Linked DNA regions of Mus musculus: regions 2 and 3 are each linked to region 1. Evidence: chromatin contacts called from ENCODE Hi-C or POLR2A ChIA-PET data. All regions are on one chromosome and are shown on one strand. The core of a region is the stretch at or near the end of the contact, and the rest is flanking DNA. Distances in the headings are between cores, read along the strand shown.

Evidence for each region. Hi-C counts contacts between places; a loop is a spot of excess contacts on that map. ChIA-PET counts read pairs that join two places held with the same protein, here RNA polymerase II (POLR2A).
Region 2: POLR2A ChIA-PET joins it to region 1 with 15 read pairs in Patski. The contact joins the promoter of Cfl1 here to the promoter of Scyl1 in region 1. POLR2A ChIA-PET finds 5 or more read pairs at or near these places in 3 of 5 experiments (Patski and embryonic stem cell).
Region 3: a loop to region 1 is called in a map of T-helper 1 cell, with 2.1 times the contacts of the local background. The contact joins the promoter of Sac3d1 here to the promoter of Scyl1 in region 1. A Hi-C loop is called at or near these places in 1 of 37 maps with a recorded cell type or tissue (T-helper 1 cell). POLR2A ChIA-PET finds 5 or more read pairs at or near these places in 1 of 5 experiments (embryonic stem cell).

What each region holds. Positions count from the first base shown.
Region 1 is chr19:5,769,546-5,772,931 of GRCm38, reverse strand. It overlaps Scyl1 (SCY1-like 1 (S. cerevisiae)), which reads left to right and starts at 1,513. Exons shown (of 17, transcript NM_023912.3): 1 at 1,513-1,712; 2 at 2,069-2,209; 3 at 2,380-2,729; 4 at 3,121-3,211; 5 at 3,308-3,386. The coding sequence starts at 1,602.
Region 2 is chr19:5,489,018-5,492,493 of GRCm38, reverse strand. Cfl1 (cofilin 1, non-muscle) reads right to left here and starts at 2,039. Exons shown (of 4, transcript NM_007687.5): 1 at 1,892-2,039. The coding sequence starts at 1,894.
Region 3 is chr19:6,117,111-6,120,251 of GRCm38, reverse strand. It overlaps Sac3d1 (SAC3 domain containing 1), which reads left to right and starts at 1,666. Exons shown (of 2, transcript NM_133678.3): 1 at 1,666-2,455. The coding sequence starts at 1,666. It overlaps Snx15 (sorting nexin 15), which reads left to right. Exons shown (of 8, transcript NM_026912.2): 8 at 298-853. The coding sequence ends at 389.

The DNA.
Region 1 (3,386 bases), core at 264-2,763:
AAAATCTTCTCCTTTGAAATCTCTTGGGCCAGGTCAACACAGTTCAAATCACTCCCAGCAACAAAATCTTTCATATTCCTACTAGGATGACCCATTAAGCCTCATTTAAAGCATTCTACTGCTTTCCAAATCCAAAGTCCCAAAATCCACATTCTTTCAAATAAAAGCATGGTCAGGCCTATCACAGCAATACCCCACTTCTGGTACCAACTTCTGTATTAGTCAGGGTTTTACTGCTGTGAACAGACACCATGACCAAGACAAGTCTTATAAAAAACAACATTTAATTGGGGCTGGCTTACAGGTTCAGAGGTTCAGTCCATTATCATCAAGGTGGGAGCATGGTAGTATCCAGGCAGGCATGGCGCAGGAGGAGCTGAGATTTCTATGTCTTCATCCAAAGGCTGCTAGTGGAAGACTGACTTCCAAGCAACTAGGGTGAGGATCTTATACCCACACCTACAATGACACACCCATTAGGTCACACCTCCAGATTGTGCCACTCCCTGGTCCAAGGATATACAAACCATCACAGAGGTATTTTCTTAATAGGAGTACACTGGGCCAACCATATACAAACTATCACAGGGTATTGGCGCTCCTAAAACTGGAGTTATAGGAGGTTGTGGGCCAACAGAGGGTGCTGAGAGACATTCTGGAAGAAAAGGTTTATTCCTGGCTTTGCCATGTTCCAACTGCCAGCTCAGCTCAGTGACTCAAACATCATTCCCAGCTTCAAGCTCCTGCAGGACTCTGGCCAGCACCCATGTCCACTTTGGACATACTTCTCTAACAACAGTTTCCCAGACCTCTCAGGACATTTGTGTCACCCCTTGCCTATCTCCACCTCAACCCCACTCTCAAGGTCTCAAGTACCTTTATTGTAGTAACTAAATTCCTCGCTGAACCCCAAATCTGCCCATTGCCTGTTGAAGGAGCGTTTGGCTTAAGAGATAACCATTGGAGTTTGGAGAGACCAGGGGTTAAGAGCACTGACTGCTTTTCCAGAGGTCCTGTGTTCAATTCCCAGCAACCACATGGCAGCTCACAACCATCTGTAATGGAATCCGATGCCCTCTTCTGTTGTGTCTGAAGCCAGCTACAGTGTAGTCATATACATAAAATAAATATATCTTAAAAAATGAGAGCAATAACCATTCTCCTCACTACTATTACTTTCCAATCATACTGCCTGCCACTAGTAGCCTTTCTTTTCTATCTCCCCATCTCTTTCCACCCCTGCCCCCCCAGGTTTAGATAGGCCCTATTGTCACGCTCACTTCCTGAACCCCTCCCCTCTTCATTCTACAACGGTTGCACTCACTACTCTCTATCACACTCAATTTTTCTATCTATACAAGGCCACAAGTTGGGAGCATTCAGATGACCATCTTGGCTCACCCTTCCGGTCACGCTCCGCCCTGCCCAGGGAGGTCTGCCTTCAGTCCAGCCTCACTCCCGCAAGGCCCCACCCTAAAGCTCCGCCCCAACTCAAACCCCGCCCATAGACCAGACTGGCTCCGCCCTCGCCCCGCCCCGCCCCGGCTCGGGCGGCCGGAGGACCCGGAGTGGAGGCTCCCGAGCCCGTGGCGGCGGCGACGATGTGGTTCTTTGCCCGGGACCCGGTCCGGGACTTCCCGTTCGAGCTGAGCCCTGAGCCCCCCGAAGGCGGGCCGCCCGGGCCCTGGATCCTGCACCGAGGCCGCAAAAAGGTGAGATACTGCGCTGCTCCGAAGGCCGCGGCCGACCTCGGCCTTTCCTACTATGTATGCCGGCTTCGCTGTGTCGCGCCGGGCCTGACGTGGCGGCGACCGAGAATCCCGGCAACGGGCTGGGGAGCGGGGCGAGCAGTGACGACGTGGCGGGCGGAAGGACCGAGGGACGGACAAGCAAACCGGACGGGGGTCACGTGGGCCTGGCTAGCTCCTTCAGGGCTGTCCTAGGGCGAGACTGGCTGGAGTCCCTTCCCTTCTGTTTTGGAGATGGGCTCGGAGCTGCTGTAGCCCAGGCAGGTTGGAGAGATCACCCGGCCCGTGCCTCTCAGGTTGCTCTGTCTGTCCTCCACCAGGCCACAGGCAGCGCAGTGTCCATCTTCGTGTATGATGTGAAACCGGGAGCTGAAGAGCAGACCCAGGTGGCCAAAGCTGCCTTCAAACGCCTCAAAACTCTCCGACACCCCAACATCCTGGCCTATATCGATGGGTTGGAGGTACCTGTCGCCCGATCTACCCATCTTACTCTCCTCAGGCCCTCACTTTGTACCCAAGTGCTTCAGTAGCTTCAGATTTGGTATCTTCTCCACTGCCTCTTTCCCTGTCACGCCCCTCATCTTCCCTTCCTCTTCTGGCACCGTGCCCTGATACCCCTTTTCTTACTCAGACAGAAAAGTGCCTCCACATCGTGACAGAGGCTGTGACCCCCCTGGGAACATACCTCAAGGCACGAGCAGAAGCAGGTGGCCTGAAGGAGCAGGAGCTGTCATGGGGGTTACACCAGATCGTGAAAGCCCTCAGCTTCCTGGTCAACGACTGCAACCTCATCCACAATAATGTCTGCATGGCCGCTGTGTTTGTGGACAGGGCTGGCGAGTGGAAACTTGGGGGTCTGGACTACATGTACTCGGCACAGGGCAACGGCGGGGGACCACCCAGCAAGGGGATCCCGGAGCTCGAGCAGTATGATCCCCCGGAGCTGGCTGACAGCAGTAGCAGAGCAGTCAGAGAGAAGTGGTGGGTGCCCGAGGTCACCGTACCTTGATCTGCCCGCACTGAGGCTCCTGGACTCTGGCGACCCCTAGACCCGCTGGGAAACCCCTTCCCTTGCTGCCTGCCTGGCAGGGGAAGCAGGATCTCAGGAGGAGGTGGTTGGCTAAGAGGGACAGAGTTTGGGTGTTCGGTGCTTCTGGATTTGAAAGCTGTGTGTTGGAGGCAGGTGTCTGTCCTTCTCTGAGCTTTGGTGTCTTTGTTAAATGGGGCTAATGAAACAAACTCCTTGGGGCGGAGGGCTCAGTTCAGGGACGCAGCCAGGGTCTGGGATGCAGCGGGTGCTTGGGACCTAAAGCAGGTTGGAGGCAGCACTAGCATATTCTAGGGAGCCCTGAACAGCTCTGGGTTACTGCAGGTCAGCAGACATGTGGCGCTTGGGCTGCCTCATCTGGGAAGTTTTCAATGGGTCTCTACCTCGGGCAGCTGCCCTGCGCAACCCTGGGAAGGTAAGTGCCCAGCCTCTGCCTGCCTCCTCTGTCCTAGGCCCTTCTTTCTTGCCACCCACCACTACTCTTTCCTTGACACGGAATCTTCTCTTACAGATCCCCAAATCCCTGGTGACCCATTACTGTGAACTGGTGGGAGCTAACCCAAAAGTACGTCCCAACCCGGCCCGCTTCC
Region 2 (3,476 bases), core at 790-3,289, 280 kb after region 1:
AGGGACAAATCAAAAATACGCCTTGTAAGGGAAAGGATTCTGGGGTATTCTTTGCAGTTACAGGAAACCTCAGTCAGAGTAACAAACACACTTCTCAGCCCCACACAGATTAGTAATGTCCCTGCAGACTTTTTTCCCTATCCAATTCATCATCTAAGAACTAGTTAGGACAAACCTCCTGCAAGGGAGAGATCCAATTATCTAGTTCAACATCCCCATAAATGTTAGAACAGTACTTATTAAAAAGAAGACCTTAGCCAAGAGTGGTAGAACACGCCTTTCTCTTAGTCTGAAACCAGTCTTAGATCTATAGAATGAGTTCCAGGACAGCAGGGGCAATGCAGAGAAATCCTGTCTCTTAAAAAAAAGCCAAAAAGAAAACAAAAACTTGCTGAGTTGTGAACACCAGATTCAAAGAACCCGAAAGATACTGATTAAAATGCCAGCATAGGATAGATACAAAACACCAAACTCCTGGGCCATAGTCTCATCTCCAGGAAAGAGAATCAGAACACCAGAAATTCACAGACACCAAGAGCTGCTCGGTAGTTTATTGCTCATTAGAAATGCAGTCATTGTATAAATGACACTCTTTCCTGCCGAGATCTCCCATACACAAGAATTACAACCCTTAATTAAGGCCCTGCTGGACAACTCCCTGTCATCCAAGAATGGTGAGTCCTTTAAAAAAAAAAAAAGACTGACAAATTAATAGGTCAAACTGTGATGCCCCAAATCGCCGAAAACTTTCTGCTTTGTACGGCCCTGGGGGACGACCCAATCAGAAATCTACAACCAACCCTCCCCACCACCACCATGGAACTGCAGAGGAAGCTAGCCACGTGATTCACCCGCTTCCGGAGTAGGCGGAGAAAGATTGGACTAGGTTCAGGGCCTCCCCAAGAGACACTCGTAGCCCAGAGGCAGCGAGGCGGCCGGACCTCAGATGTCTCAACGCCTAAGGCTCGCCTTTAGGAATAGGCGTAAACGCAGTCAGCTGGAGAGGTAGCTCTGGCCAGTCTCACTCCAAAAAACAGTTTCCCGTGCCCTCAGGCTAAGCATAAAAGCTGGTGGCTTCCGGGCGGTACCCGCCTCGGTCACTTCCCTAAACGCGGCTCCACCCTCGGCCCCATCCGGCAGAGCAGCAAAAGGCCTAGCTCGGCTAGAGCTGCAGCCGGGATGGCAGGGCCCAAGCATGTGCGCACGCGCTGTTCTAGCTCTAGCCCGAGGTACAGTGACTACAGAATGGAGTGTGTAATCGCTCTTTCTAGAAGTGGGGCGATAGCCTGTACAGGAACCCACTCCGTGACTCGTGTTGCAAGAAGGCTCCAGAACCAGCGTCTCAATCAGGTTCCCCGATGCCTCAGCATCTCCCAGAGCCACACCGCGGCCGCCCCCGCCCCGCCCTGACGGCGGAATCCCTGCCACCTGCTGTGGAGACCAACCTAGCCGCAGAGGGAGGATGATGCGGGGAAGGGAACAGCCCTTGGGTGGGGCGCGCGCCGACACCTCGCGCGCTTTTCCCTAGCGGCCCCGGGCCAGGGTTTGGATGCCGCGTGCTCTGGTCCAGCGCGCGCCATCGAGAACCAGCGAGCGTTGCCCGAGGCCCCGCACACTGGACCCCTCCCCCACGGCCAGTGGCCGCGCTGGCGCAAAGGCAGGATGGGGGAGGGGAGAGGAGCCAGGGGGCGCGCGAGCGACGTCCGAATCGGCCCTTCCCAGCGCCCGGAGGCGCGCACGCGCGGCCTGCCCTTCAATGAGACCCTTAATCTCGCTCGGGGTGCTGGGGGATGGGATACCAAGACCGCTTCTCTGCCGCCCCCACCCCGCCCGGCGCGCAAGCGACGGATCACGAACCCACTTCCCTCGGGCGCAGTGGCCTAATGCTCACCATGTTTCCGGAAACGAAAGGGAGACAGAAAGAGCAACTGAAGACCTGAGCCGCCGCAGCTGCTGCCGGGATCCGACTGAACGCGGCCTCTCCCGGCCCCTTCCGTTTAGTAGGAGCCGCACAATGAGGGGCGGGGCGGCCTTCCGGCGCTTGCCGCGCGGGCCGACGGGAAGTGAAGTCCGAGGATTTTGCACCGAAATAGAACTAGCTGCTACCGGGTTCCGCAGAGCTTGAGGCGCAGAGTAGGCGGAGGCCGAGAGGCGTGGGCTGTTGCACGGAGAGTGAGCCCATTGGTGCAATGGACCAAAAAACGCTCTGAGCCAGAGGCCCATCGTTTGATAAAAATGACCTGAATATAATTCTCTACTTTCTTTATCCCAGAAATTAAGTGGTTTTTTGTTCTTTATGGTTCCTGAAAAAAGATTTTGAATCATCAGCTTGGGATCCTCTCTCACAGAAAAGAGAATCGCCAAGTATAACGGTGTCTTCAAGCCAATAGAAATGCTCCCGTGGAGTAAAATTTCAACAAATAGGATTTTTTAAAAAACAGGAAATGCTAACATAAAAAGTTTGAGAGCTTTGGCGTTGTCTAAAGACGTTTGGCAAATTGTTAGATCAAACGTAATTCATGGGGGAAGGGTGAAGAGTTGTGCACTAAAAATTTCCTTATGGCCGGGCATGGTGGCGCACACCTTTAATCCCAGCACTCGGGAGGCAGAGGCAGGCGGATTTCTGAGTGCGAGGCAAGCCTGGTCTACAAAGTGAGTTCCAGGACAGCCAGGGCTACACAGAGAAACCCTGTCTTGAAAAATCAAAAAACAAAACAAAACAAAACAAAACAAAAAAAAAACTTCTTTATGTTTCTTTTACGATACAGGAAAAGGAATACTTCAATTTAATTCCAGAGTTGATAGGTTTATGATCATTTTAGCACAAAGACTGAAGAGAATCTATATGAAAGCAAAAGTTTAAAATAAACTGGGGTGGGAACTCCAGGAGAATTTCTCTGACCTGAAACAATGACCATGGCCTTAGAAAAAAAGGGCAAAGTCGCAAACAACTCAGAGGCAAAGGAAACCGGGGCCCTTGACCTCCCCAAGCTGAATAAAGGGTGTAAAAGAGGAGCTTCCCCAGGAGCGAGGCAGCACGCAGAGGATGCCGGGGGTTGTAGTCAGGGGATTGTAGTCAGACTGCACCCGTGGGCTACACTGCGGGAGCTCCAGGTGACTGCACCCGTGGGCTACACTGCTGGAGCTCCAGGTGGAGGCCGAAGCTTGACCCCCTTCTCTCCCAAGGGCCCCTCCTAAGGAGAAGGCTGGCTCCACCTTTTTCGAGACTAGCAGTTTCCCAGAGCAACGGGGGGAGGGGCCACGCAGTTACCCTGGAGACGCACTCCTTCCGCCCCTGGTCGCGGGATGCCCTAGATGTCCTTATTAGGGCATAAGCCTCCAGAGGGCGTGCCCAGTCCAAGCGCCAGCTGCAGGCTCCTTATAAGGCTGCTTGAGGAAAGAGGCGGGTGCACAAAAGCTAGACTGAGAAGAGGGTCTGCGAATTGGGCTCCCGACGACTTCCGGAGTGACAGCGT
Region 3 (3,141 bases), core at 417-2,916, 350 kb before region 1:
AGAACAGAGAGATCTTATCTCCGACAGACGACAGACACGGTGATAGGGGAAGACCTACACCCAAGGTTGCCCGCTGACCCTCCCGTGCTCACTCACACACATACAATACATTCTAAAGAAAGAAAGAGGGACCGTGAACATCTGTTTCTCACAGGTCAACTGGAGACACTGGGCAGAATTTTCCCTTATTTTTTTTAATAGCCTCATAAAATGAGGCAAAGACAGGAGGACCCAGGGAGGGAAAGGACACATTATGACCTGGGTTCTGAATGTAGGTGGGCCATCTGCTTCCTCCAGGTGACCCATCCCCTGCCCGCCGGGAAGGTGTGAAGAAGAAGGCAGCCGAGTACCTGAAGCGGGCAGAGATGCTTCACACACACTTGCCCTAAGGGGTGGACCCTTCCTGGGATGTCAGCTCCAGCACTGCCAGCCACCCCCACTGCTCTCTTTGGGACCTGGCCGTGCTTCCTGCTCGTATGACTACCAGGGGCCATATCTGTATTAACTGGATCAAGTATAAGAAAAGCAAAGACTTCTCAGCTCTGACCTGCCTGCCTCCTTGGAATTAGACTTGAACTTCTGATCCTGCCTATCTGTTCTATGTGAGTGGCATCTGGGCCCCTAACCTGTCAGTTCACCCATCTAGACCAGAGTCTGTAGCCAGACCTGGCCCACTGCCTTTTTTGTAAGGCCCTTGAGAGCCTTCCTTCCTTTCTCTTTCTTTCCTTTCCTTTCCTTTTCTCTTCTTCTCTTTCTTTCTTTTTTTTTATGGTTGGAAGAAAAAAGATTCTTTGACTAGTGAAAATCTCATAAAATTTAAATACGTGTGAGTAAAACACATGCCTGAACACAACCAGGTCCATTTGCTTATTATTGTCTGTGGTTGAGTTTACATTGTACCAACAGAGTTGAATAAGCGGTGTCTGGCACATCATACCCATTATGTTTATAAGAAGATAAAGAGAGGAGGAATATGTTCCATTGAGGTGCTTCAGCTGGCCCTTGCCAAGGCATCCTATCCCCCTGAGGGACCAGCCAAGCGATGGTAATAGTAGAATTTATTCAGGACATGGGAAGGGGAGTTAAGAGGGTACTAGAGGCAGAGAAAGGCAGAGAGAGGAGGGGGGGAGAGAGAAGTAGAGGAGTAGAGAATTAGAAGCTGGCCATGAGCACAGGGAGGGGGAGGGGCAAGGGACTAGAGCAGGAGCAAGAAGGCAAGAGAGAGGAGGGGGCAAGCAGCCCCTTTTATAATGGGTCAGGCCTACCTGACTGTTGCCAGGTAGCTGTTGGGTGGAGCCTACCTGGTTGTTGTCAGCTAACTGTGAAGTGAAGCTTAGACAGAATGCTAATAATAACTATGAATGAGTGGCCGCGCCTTTAATCCGGGAATTGGAAGGCAAAGAGACAGGCGGATCTCTACTGAGTCAGCCTGGTCTATATAGTGACTTCCAGACCATGCAAAGGTACACAGTTAAAACAAAACGCATAGGGAAACAATGAAGAATGACAGGCACGCAGCACTAGCTGAGTGTGTTAAAGAAATAATAGACACGTACGTAAAGCAGGACTTGCTACTTCGAGAGCCCTAAGAACAAAAAGCTAAACCAACAAATCCCAGCCCTGGGGAGGTGTGGCCTGCGTCGCGGGACTACAAACCGATGCATCATGGGACGATTTAAGGGGGAAAACCGAAGCCAGGCGCGATGGATTATGGGAGGCGTTTCTAAAGGCCGCGGGAGCGGCAAATCGAGAAAGCCGCGGCAGGCTGCGTTTGGCCAGACTGGGGCTCGAGTCTGTCCCTCGAGCCCACGGCAGGATGCAGTGCCGCGCTTCCGCTGGCCCGGCGATGCTGAGTGTGCGTCCTCTACCCACACCCCTACCATGTCCGGCTGCAAACTACCCATGGGCCTGTGCCCAGACATGTGCCCGGCCGCCGAGCGCGCCCGACGCGAGCGCGAGCGCCGCCTGCACCGACTGGAGGTGGAGCCAGGCGGCCGTGGGAACGCTCCCCGAGCCGACCCCAAGCGCACAGTGAAGGAGTACAGCCGGCCGGCAGCGGGCAAACCCCGGCCCCCGCCAAGCCTGCTGCGGCCGCCGCCAGTGCTCTTAGCCACCGTGCGTTATCTGGCCGGTGAGGTGGCTGGCCGCGGCGACGTGTCGTGCGCGGAGGTGGCGAGCTTTGTGGCCGACCGCCTGCGCGCAGTGCGGCTAGATCTGTCGCTGCAGGGCGTGGACGACGCGGACGCAGCGACAGTGCTGGAGGCTGCGCTGGCCACGCTGCTGGCCGTGGTGGCGCGGGTGCGGCCAGAAGAGACGCGCGGAGCCGCGGACCCGGTGCTGCTTCAGACTCAGGTGCAGGAAGGCTTCGGTTCGCTGCGGCGCTGCTACGCGCGGGGCAAAGGCCCCTACCCCCGCCAGGCTGCTTTTCAGGGCCTCTTTCTGCTCTACAACTTGGGTGAGTCGATCCCAGAGAACTAAGTGCGGGGACCCGAGGAGCCTGGGGTGGGGAAGACGCAATTGTAGCAGCAACGGCGAACTATAGCTTGGGAGTACTGTAACTTCCATCCCCCAGCAATAGCTTCTTCTTGGGAAAGTCAGTTGGTAAAAGTCCCGACGTGGGACCTCAGGTCTGACATTCTCAAATTGGCTGTTTTCTACATAGTAGAGGTGGAAGGAGGTAGGATAGTACTGAGAGAGTTGACCTAGAAAGCGCTTTCCAAACTTATAAGAACTGCTCCGTGGGCTGGCCCATAAACATATCTAACAGGAGGTGCTAAAAGATTCCCTTCTATGGGTGATTTAATTATAGGAAAGTCCAGTGGGCGTGGTAACAGGCGCCTTGTATGGGAACACTTTGGAGGCAGAGGCAGGCAGATTCTTTGATGATTTTATATGTGGAGACAATATATTTGTATCATACATGCACACAGTGACTCTTTGTTTTTTCTTTTTTTTCTTTTTTCCAGACAGGGTTTCTCTGTGTAGCCCTGGCAGTCCTGGAACTCACTTTGTAGACTAGGCTTGCCTCGAACCCAGAACCCAGAAATCGGCCTGCCTCTACCTCCCAAGTGCTGGTATAAAAGGCGTGCACCACCACTACCCGGCTACACACAGTGACTCTTAAATTCACTAATTTAAGAA